Regions from separate parts of the Homo sapiens genome. Here region 1 is linked to region 2. The links are chromatin loops, found by intact Hi-C in ENCODE. Cell type or tissue: A673. All regions are shown on one strand. Each heading gives the region's core, and the rest is flanking DNA. Links, peaks and the distances in the headings are about the cores only.

Evidence for each region. Hi-C counts contacts between places; a loop is a spot of excess contacts. Peaks named below come from ENCODE experiments on the same cell type or tissue, not always from the same donor. Only the 100,000 strongest peaks of a DNase experiment are listed, where the experiment ranks them.
Region 1: a loop joins it to region 2, with 5 times the contacts of the local background. A loop is called at or near these places in 10 of 110 quality-filtered maps.

What each region holds. Positions count from the first base shown.
Region 1 is chr3:163,913,931-163,919,242 of GRCh38, reverse strand. No RefSeq gene overlaps it. Among named protein-coding and RNA genes, the nearest start is that of MIR1263, 250 kb to the left of the region's middle. In A673, for the core only: a CTCF peak has its summit at 2,250 (motif pointing left); a DNase peak (open chromatin) is centred at 2,222.
Region 2 is chr3:165,190,701-165,196,012 of GRCh38, reverse strand. SLITRK3 (SLIT and NTRK like family member 3) reads left to right here. Exons shown (of 2, transcript NM_001318810.2): 1 at 1-433; 2 at 5,162-5,312. The coding sequence starts at 5,183. Among named protein-coding and RNA genes, the nearest start is that of SLITRK3, 3.0 kb to the left of the region's middle. In A673, for the core only: no CTCF peak of the experiment used is centred there; a DNase peak (open chromatin) is centred at 2,892; H3K4me3 peaks cover 3,187 bases; H3K27ac peaks cover 2,401 bases.

The DNA.
Region 1 (5,312 bases), core at 584-4,583, 1.3 Mb after region 2:
GTGGCACATGACTATATTTTATTTATTTATTTCTTTGCTTAATCTTTCTAAAAATCTTATACAATTTGTTCCTGAGATATGTATGCAGCAAACAAATTAGATTGTGTTTTTTAATAAACCTTGAAAACAAAAGAATAAAAGATTTTTGCTTTGTTAATATTTGCATAGTAAATACATAGTATAGCATTAAGCTCTTAGCACTATACTTTCCCATAGTAATATGTAAAATGAAATATATACACACATACACCTATACATGCATATATATTTCAGCTATAGTTAAGATAAAACAATTAATGAAATTTAAATGACCTAACCTCTGCATGCGGTTTTAAAATACACACACAAACAGTAGGGAGAATATTTTTATTTTGAAAAATACAGTTAAAAATAAATAATAAATGTAAAATTTGAAATCACTTTGATGTAATAATTTATAGGTAAAATTAATGATGTTAGTTCCTGCCAAATACTATGAAACAAGAAAAAATACCATAAGATGAGACATTTTAAATAATTATTTAGGTATAACAGGCATAAGTGATAGAATTGATGGCAAAACAGGGTAGAGATTTTTTTCTCTACTCTCTAAAGTACAGGAAAACATATATGTGTTATAAATGAACAGTTCATATATAATTTTTAATATACATACTGAATTAGTCAGGATTCTCCAGAGGACTAGAACGAATAGGATATAGGTAAACATGAAAGAGAGTTTATTACAGAGAATTGACTCATGCAATCACAAGGTAAAGTCCCACCATAGGCCATCTGCAAGTTGAGGAGCAAGGAAGCCAGTAGTGGATCAGTCCCAGTCCCAAGACCTCAAAAGTAGGGAAGCAGACAGTGCAGCCTACAGTCTGTGGCCAAAGGCCTGAGAGCCCCTAGAAAACCACTAGTGTAAGTCCAAGAGTCCAAAAGCTGAAGAATTTGGAATCTGATGTTCCAGGGCAGGAAGCATCCAGCACAGGAGAAAGATGAAGGCTGGAAGACTCAGCAAGTTCTTCTTCCACCTTCTTCTGCCTGTTCTATTCTGGCTGTCCTGGCAGCTGATTAGATGGTGCCCACCCAGATCGAAGGTGGGTATGTCTCTCCCAGTCCACTGACTCCGATGTTAATCTCCTTTGGCAACACCCTCAAAGACACATCCAAAAACAATACTTTGCATCCTCAATCCAATCAAGTTGCCACTCAATATTAACCATCACAGATCCACCCCGTCAACTTGAACCCATACACATCTCCTGAAATCATACATAATCTTCAAATAAAGACAGTAATAAGTTCATAATTATGCCTAACATGATACGGCTGTCCCTCATACAACAGGAAGCACACTATTCTTTAACCTAAGAGGTATTACATAAAGTTAACAATACTTAAATGCTGACGTGAAGTTAATAAATCTTATGTCACATAATAAAGGAAAAAGAAATGAAATAAAATGAAGATATTTTCTTAGTGCAAGAGTATACATGCACAAACATATTCTTAACAAAATAAGGAAGAAATATTCTTGACAATTACAGTTCTCATTTCTGCAACAGGTCACATGGTCATAGCTAGCATTGATGACTACCTTCTTTTACTACCCATTCTGTATTCCCTTTGCCTTCAGCAACTGACTCAGTGGGTCATGGTTTTTCACCTGGTGGAGTGACCCAAACCTTCATTTCTTAAGGGTATGAGCCATTTGTAGTCCTGCCTGGATTGGGATGTTGTAGTTTCCCATTGACCTTAATTACAGGGCATGGTAATACTAAGAGACATCCTAAGGGATTTCCTATATTCCAGACATACTCTTCCTTACCTCCATTGTGGAGTAGTAGACTGATTTCTTCTTGATAGTCCAGGTGAGTCATCCCAGCAAATGCCGTAACTCCCTTCTTAGCCTATTGTCTTAGAGGTAGGAAGAGCCCCAAGTGGCCAGGTGGCAATCTTAACTTCCAGTTTAATGGAACCATTTTTGTGTCTTCTGGTGGCAGCATTCCTCCCTTAGGAACTAAGACCTCTAGGCCAGAAGAACATAATGTCACTGGAACAGGAAGCAAGAATTTTGCTAGTGGGTCACTGGGGGTGATGGTGAGCGGTGCCACTTCAACTTCCACTCCTTCATTCCAGGGCCTATGAGTCCTGGATATGGGAGAAACAGTACCATATATTAGATGCCGATTCTGAGCATATACAGATTCCTGGAGAACTTTGCCCTATCCCTACAAAATATTGCCACCTGGTGGGCACTGTAATTGTGACTTCAAAAGGCCATTCCACTATTCTATCAATCCATCTGCTTCAGAATGATGGGGGAACATGGTAAGATCAGTGAATTCCATGAGCATGAACCCACTGCCACACTTCTTTAGCTGTAAAGTGAGTGCCTGGGTTAGAGGCAATGCTGTGTGGAATACCATGATAGCAGATAAGGCATTCCATGAATGCATGGATGGTAGTCTTGTCAGAAACATGGTGTGCAGGATAGGCAAACCCATGCCCAGAGTAACTGCCTATTCCAATGATGACACACCACTGCCTTTTCCAAGATAGAAAGGTCCAATATAATGAACTTGCCATGATAGGCCATCTGAAAGTTATTAAACAAGGAAGCCAGTAGTGAGTCACTTTGAGTCCCAAGGCCTCGAAAGTAGGGAAGCCGACAGTGCTGCCTACAGTCTGTATCCAAAAACCCAAGAGCCCCTGGCAAACCACTAGTGTTAAGTCCAAGAATTTAAAAGCTAAAGAACTTGGAGTCTGATGTTCCAGGGCAGGAAGCATCCAGCATGGGAGAAAGATGAAGGCTGGAAGACTCAGCAAGTTCTTCTTTTCCCTTCTTTTACCTGCTTTGTTCTGGCAACTCTGGTAGCTGATCAGATGGTGTCCACCCAGATTGAGGGTGGGTCTGCATCTCCCAGTCTACTGACTCCAGTGTTAATCTCCTTGGGCAACACCCTCACAGACATATCCAGAAAAAAACTTTGAAATCCAATCAAATTGGATTGGATTCATTCCAATCAAGTTGACACTCAATATTAACCATCACACATATAAACTATATTTTACACAGGGGGGTCCAATCTTTTGGTTTATCTGCACCATATTGAAAGAAGAATTGTCTTGGGCCACACATAAAATACAATAACACTAATGATAGCTGATGAGCTAAAAAAATAAATAAATAAGTCTGTGCATAAATATCGTAATGTTTTCAGGAAGTTTAAGAGTTTGTGTTGGGCCGCAATTTACACACATAAATTCACCTAAGTGGCTCTCCAACTTGTCTTTAAAAAGTACGAATTTCCATATTAAAGTAAATGGACTGGCAGTCTTAAGTATTTGTGTTTGTGATTCATGTTGTAAAAGATACATATTTTCCACTATGGTATAATTTTAAAATATATTTGAACTGGAGTATATTAACCATAGTATATTTATCATAAAATATATTTAAAATATATTTTAACTGGAGTATATTAACTACAGTATATTTACCATAAAATATATTTAAAATATATCTTAACTGGAGTATATTAACTATAGTATATTTAACTGACCAGATATGATCAATATGCTAGTATCAGTTAAATCTGAGTTATGAGTTTTAGCGTTTTTTTTTAAATGTGGGTGTCTATGTTTGCTTTTAATTTTATAATGAGCGTGAATCATTCATCTTGAGAGTGTTGGGAAACTGTTATTAAAAATAATTTTTCCCCATCCCCAAAAACCTTTCCACAAATTTAGTAGAGAAAGAAAACAGTTTTATTGTTGAGTAAGCATTAAAGCAGGATATAATGTGCATCACAAGCCATCTCCTAAGAAATTCTCTTAATTTTCACTCTTTTATATGACCAGGCAGTTACAACAATATCATACATATTCTCTTTTTTTTTTTTTTTTTTTTGAGATGGAGTCTTGCTCTGTTGCCCCAGGCTGAAGTGCAGTGGCATGATCTTGGCTCACTGCAAGCTCCACCTCCCAGGTTCATGCCATTCTCCTGCCTCAGCCTCCCCAGCAGCTGGGACTACAGGCGCACGCCGCCATGACCCGATAATTTTTTCTATTTTTAGTAGAGACGGGATTTCACCGTGTTAGCCAGAATGGTCTCAATCTCCTGACCTTGTGATCCGCCCACCTTGGCCTCCCAAAGTGCTGGGATTACAGGCGTGAGCCGCCCTGCCCGGCCCATACATATTCTTAAGGTGAACAAAAACTAGTTCTCAAGTGGAGAACTTGACAGCACCATTTGTCACACATAATTTATTCTAGATTCACCTGGTAATTAAAGTGACCATTTGTGCTAGCTAATTGGCTTTATCCAGAGGAAAAAGAAACTTCTCATATCTTTATGAGGAGGTAGTTGTGCAACTTGGATGAAGGGGCGCACTGAAGTCAAACTCTGATCTTTCCACAGAGACTATGCCTAGAGGCCCTATCTCCCTTGTTTACATACTGAATGGATGGTTCCTGAATCTTCAAGAAAGGCATTCCTGAATCACAAAAGGGCTATCTAGTTTTCAAAAAAAAAAAAAAAAGTGCATATTTTAAAGAGAGGATAAAGTACTTATAATTTTTTTAAAGTAAATGCTGGAAGATAAAAGGAGAGAAGTCTCTTTTCAATAGAGATGATTAAGCCTCTTATGTTAATTTTAATTTGTCTCTAAAAGAGGTAAATCACAATAACTTTTAAACTTCAATAAAACATATTATGTCATTTGTTAAACAACTATATGCCAATGAGTACCTTTGTTAAAAAAAAAGGAGCTTACAGTTTCATAGTAAAGGGTGGGTTACTACCCTTTGCTATGGGTAAAGGTGGAGACATTTCACAAGTAATAGTAATGCATCCTCAAATGCACAACATATATGAAAGTGATTCAGTCAGGGCATAAAAGATAGATTATTTCTGCTTAACTTTTAAGAGGCAAGGTTAAGGTAATCTTACCGAGGACTTTTTGGGGGTAATATATAAATTGAGCCCAAAAATGTCCAGGGATTGTCATTTGGACATGGAAGAGAATTTTTTTCTTCAGGTAAGGGGCAGGTGCAAAGTCACTAAATCAAGGCTCAGTATGGTGTGATTTTAACAATGCCAATTGTGCAAAAAATAGAACAGGAAATTGATTAGTAAGACCCAAATCAGAAAGTGCTTTACATAAAAATGCTACTAATTTGATACATAGTTATTTAGAAAACAGAAATCTAGTGAATGTTTTAAAGCAGGATAGTGGCATGAATAGATTTGCATTTTGGATAACTTTCATTTGCGTCCGTGTGAAGATACCACCAAACAGGCTTTGTGTGAGCAGCAAGGCTGT
Region 2 (5,312 bases), core at 670-4,669:
AGAAAGAGAGAAATCCAGAGACTGAGCTCAGGCTCTCGGGAACAACGAAGCTCTCCACTGATCCAGAGCACCGAGATTTTAAATCAAAGGAACCTAGTCCTGGGACACTCACTCTGCCTGCCTGCCTACCAACCATCGAGGGCATAGGGAGCTGTGGTCGTGAGCTCCCTGTCGCTGGCATCGCCGCGCTAGGTGCGCGCCCCGCTCTCCCATTGGTATGCAGCGACCATTTCCCTGCAAGTCTCAAAGGTGGAAACATTTAAACGGATTACAAGCGTGATTCGGTAGCCTTTCGGAAAGTTGGTGGCCAGAAGAGGAGAAGCTACAAGGCTACAGTATGATGGATACAATTCAGCTTCGCAGAGAGTTTGCCCCTCCTGCTGGGTAGCCCCTCGCAGCAAACCTCGGAGATCCTGAGCGCTCTGCACCATAGGTACTCGCCGCCATCCTTTCCTACTTCGCCTAATTGAAACCAGTATTTCTCGTATGTAGGATGTGCATTGTAGAGCACATCGAGTTTGGCCGCGGTGTATTCTGTACGCTCACAGGTGCTAGGGGTTTGTTGCAGTTTTGAATTGGATCAGTTAGGTGTAAGGACGTTGGTGGAAGGAGGGGTACCGGAGACTAACATACCCTCGGACCTCTTTTCTGGGTGAAGACATCGTAAGTAACTCCAACAAATAGGCCAGGTGGCGGAGCGAAGGACCCCTCCCCCAGTGGAATGCTCGCTGGTGTTGTAAGAGGTAGAAGGAAAAAGGCTTGAGCTTTTAATAATTTTCCGTTTCTAAACAGACCATTGTGCGTTTCGCCTGACGACAGCAGATTAGAAAAGGCTCTATAGACGGCTCAAAGCTCTTCAGAAAATGAATGATGCAGCGTTTTAATTATTTGTTCTAGGGAAGATAGTTTTGCTTCCATATTGGAATACTTAATCTTAGATCTGAAAAAATTAGTGAGCTGTAAGATCCAGCAGTGGGGAGGAGGAAGTGGGAAGGGGGCACAGCAGGGAGAAAGGGCTTCTTGTCCTCCCTCTGGACAAACAAATGGCTCTGGGCGCTCCCAGCAGGACACGGAAAAAACTGGGGCCCCATGGCTCAATATTCCCTAACTTTTGGAGCCCTCCCTGTCCTTTAGACGCGCTATCCTGAGCTAAAGAAAAGGAAAAAGGTGAGATAGCCTTTAGGACACAGCCCAGGTCCAGAACGTAAGGGGTTTTAGTTCAAGAAATAACAGAGACTTCATTGCCGAGACAACATTTACCGTCATCTGGAAGCTCAGGGCAGCCTCCGGGTTACCCATCGATTCCATCACATCATGGGTTCCGATAACACCCGATAAATAGTCACCGCCTCTGCACATTGGGTACCCAAAGTGCTGGGCGGGGGATGGGGGGGAGGGTGCGGGTGCCGGCAGCTGGGGAGGGAGAGGGAATTGCTCTGATTCTGAGCTTAGGCTATCGGTATTGGTTTACTTCTTGGCTAAGACCTATGGGAGCAATAGGGTGAGTCTGGAATATTAAGGGTAGAATGTTAGAAAATTCTGCCCTCCTGCTTACTTAGTGTATGGTGGCATGTTTCTAAAATTAGCTACTGTCTGCCAGTGGACTCCTGTGCGGTCATTTTAAATGCAAAATATCATGGAAATTGCCTTTGACTGACTTTTAAGGAACACATTGTTAGGTGATTTACCTGTTTTAGAGCAGTAAGAAATTGACATGTAAGCTGTGCTTTGCTTTAAAATTTGCTTTTGTAAAGGGTCCATTAAGGGAAAACCATCTCTACCTACTAACTTTGAGTCCTTGGGCAATTGAGGTTCAGTTTAGTTCTTTAGCAACCAAAAAGTCCCTGCCTTCTCCCCTCCCGGCGAGGAGTTGGTGACAGGATTGGTGTGTGCTGGTGGGGGCAGATGGGGAGCATCCACAGCACACGGGTCCTGTTGATTAGACTCCTTTGCTGCACACTTGGCTCTCCCCAGTTTCCCCACCAAGCTGCATTCCTTCCCAGCAGGCAGGACTGTAGTGCTGTCAGCTGAGCCTTAAAAAAATTCCTCTGAAAGCGTTCCTGAACTGTCATCTGGTAGTCCCTCTACAATACAATATCTTCCTTCAATCACCTCCACCCCCACTCCCACTACTCCCTAGGATTCACTCCCCGAAAATTTCACGGAGAAATATTTGAGTTTAAAAAATAAGAAAGAGAAAGAACGGACAAAAGCATCCAAATCCTTAAATCCACCCCAATCCCGCGAGGTCTTTCCCGGTGGCGCAATGTGAAATGTACCATTGTTACCCAAGTGGTCTGTATCTCCTTCCAGAGAATTGGCTTGTCTCTGTTTTTAAAAAGTGGAAGAAAAGAAATGCTGTTGAATCCAGGGGCTATCGAAGGCTTTGACCTGCAGCACAACAAAAGAATTCCTGGTGCAACGGGATCGAAGCAAAATGCAGGAGAAACTCGGTCCAAGTCTTTCAGGCTGTCTGAGCTCTTATTCGGGACACCCAGGCAGAATCAGACAGATTCAGCTTTTCTGCTTTGGGGACCTGGATTTCCCCCCATCCCCGTCATTGCAGGGAATGGCTGTCCTGTGAAAATGATACTTACGAAGGATAGTCTCACTTTTCAAACCACCTGCACTAGAGAGATGAGCTTTGGAAACTAAAGGAGCAAATCATTCAGGGGATGGTTTCCTTGAGAGTTTAAAAAAAAAGAAAGAAAGAAAGAAAGAAAGAAAGAAAGAAAATGCCTATCCCTGCCCCCCTCCCCCATCTCCACCTTCCTCACCAAAGAAATGTTTCCCATAGGTTGGTCTCCTCCCCCTTCTCTCTGGTTTCTTATTTTGCCAATTTGTGTTCTCTACCCCTCTACTTCTTTTCCCTACACACACACACACACACACACACACACACACACTCACTCAACTGTATAGTCAGGGGTTCCTAGTGCTCGCTCCCGAACCCATGCTAAGCGCGTTCCCTTTGGAGCTCATTTTCATGACGTGGAATGCTGGGTTCAGGGTTATAGCACATATATATTTTTAAAGCCGGAGCGAGAGAAGTCTGAGATTCTGCACTGTGATTGAGCCTTCCTTCCTCCCTGCCTCCCTCCTGTGCTTCCTCCCAGTGCCCAGTGATGTGCTGTGGGTACCCAAAGAGAGCAGCCACCGCGGCGGCAGCGGCAGGGGCAGCAGAGCTGGAAGCCTGCTGCAGCCCCTTCTCCTCCCTCCTCTACTGAGTGTGCCAAGCGGCAGTTCTGCATCCTAAAGAAGCCCATTGAAGAGCCCATTGCATTCCCAGCACGTCTCAAGCTTGCTGCTTTTTTTTTTTTTCTCTTAGTCCCCCCGCCCAACCCCCTTTATCCCCTTTTGCTTCAGCTTCAGCAAAGCAAAGGGAGGGGGAGGGAAAGAGAGAGAATCCTTAAACTCAAGCTTTTTTTTTTTCTTTTTCTTTTCACGGTTCCATGCTAATAAATAAATAAATAAATTACAAAAAAACCCGAAACCCAAAAAAACTCTGGCAAAATAGGTAAGTCCAACACATCTGTAGCCTTTTTTGCCTAAACCATAGGGACCTGAAAAACAAGAAAAATATTTAAGATGGTGAAGAAAGAACTTAAGTAGATTTTAATATTTCATAAGGGAGATGGAAGACTAATTGATACTGCAATGTAGCCTTTTCTCTCTCCCTCTTTTTCACTGAATTGTTTTTAATTTTTGAGTATTGCATGTCTGAGGCAGATTTCTCTTTGCTTTCTCACGGTATCTCCTTTCTTTACAGCTGTGAACATTATAGGCGAGTGTAATGTGAAGATTTATTTCTTTCACTTTTCCTATAAATTATATCATTGTGGTTTAAGAAGAAGGTTGATGAAATATATCTTTCTGTGTGCTCTCTATGAGGAAAATATATGCTAGAAACTTTGGTTTATTTTTGTTGATTAAAATCAGCTATTAAATTTTGATTGATATTTTAGTGACTCAGGAAGGACAGTGTAATAAAACTGCATTATTATCATTTATGTAAACATTTTCATATACTGATGTTATTAGGCAAGGAAAACGATGCATAGAGAAAGACTGTTATCAGAATAGTGCACTGCATTTGTTTCTTCTGATTGGAAAAGAATGATATCTTTTTTGAAATTTATTTCGTGTGATAGATCATTTATCAGCAGGTAAGAATAGAGGTTTCCACTCTCTCTTGACTTTAACTACCCACCTCCCCTCTAACCAGCCACCTGCTCTTCCAGCTTTTTACAGGGTTCCTCAGTTGATCTTGAAGGCGCAGATACACATTCCAAACTAAGTTTTGCAAATGTTTTAATTCAGACACTTTCAGACTCAGCATCCTCTAGCTGTCCCTATCTTTAGCTCTGACAATTGCACGGGCATGTTTTTTAGAAGGGCTAATCACTCCTACATGTTTTAAATAGTCAAATGATACAAATATATACAAATTATTTATTAAATTAAAGAAGATGACAATAATGTATTATTGGGCAAGAAGATGTGGACATATAGTGTACATACTGACTATACACTGTAATAAAGCATGTTATGATCATTTCATAAAAATAAATCTTAAGTTTTCCTGAGATGCTGATCATTTTACACATCTCAACATCTGATATTGAGCAATAGGCTCATACTTTATCACACTAATCAATATAATAATTTTGGAGTATATCATGTCTTTTTAATCATCAAAACCTATAACTCAAAGAACATATTTTTCCCATCAGAGTTCCAATCAGATTTATTATGAGTATCTTTGATGTCAACATGAGTTTTAACAGGCAAACAGGTGTGATGGCCACATTATTGCCATTATTACTGAATCTGCCTATGCCTAAAAGGAAGTACGATATACCAGTTCTGTTGTTTGTTATACAGAGGCAATGCAGGCTGCTTTTGTTCATGCAATATGCCGTTTACCAAGTATGGCTTGGTTCAGGAAAATGTCACTGCATGGTTCAATATTTCAGAGTCTCCTAAGTTTAAAATATAGGACACACTCTAAACATTAAGTATGTTGCTAGCTCATCTTGAGTGTCACTTCAACAATTGCTGAAGTTTTTATATAGCTCTTAAAATGCCCCACATGTAGGAGTCAATTAAAATAGTACATATGACTAAAAGCTAAAAATCTGCATTTTTATTTCTGTTGCAGTTTTGTAATCAACCACGAACGATGAAACCTTCCATAGCTGAGATGCTTCACAGAGGAAGGATGTTGTGGATAATTCTTCTAAGCACAATTGCTCTAGGATGGACTACCCCGATTCCCCTAATAGAGGACTCAGAGGAAATAGATGAGCCCT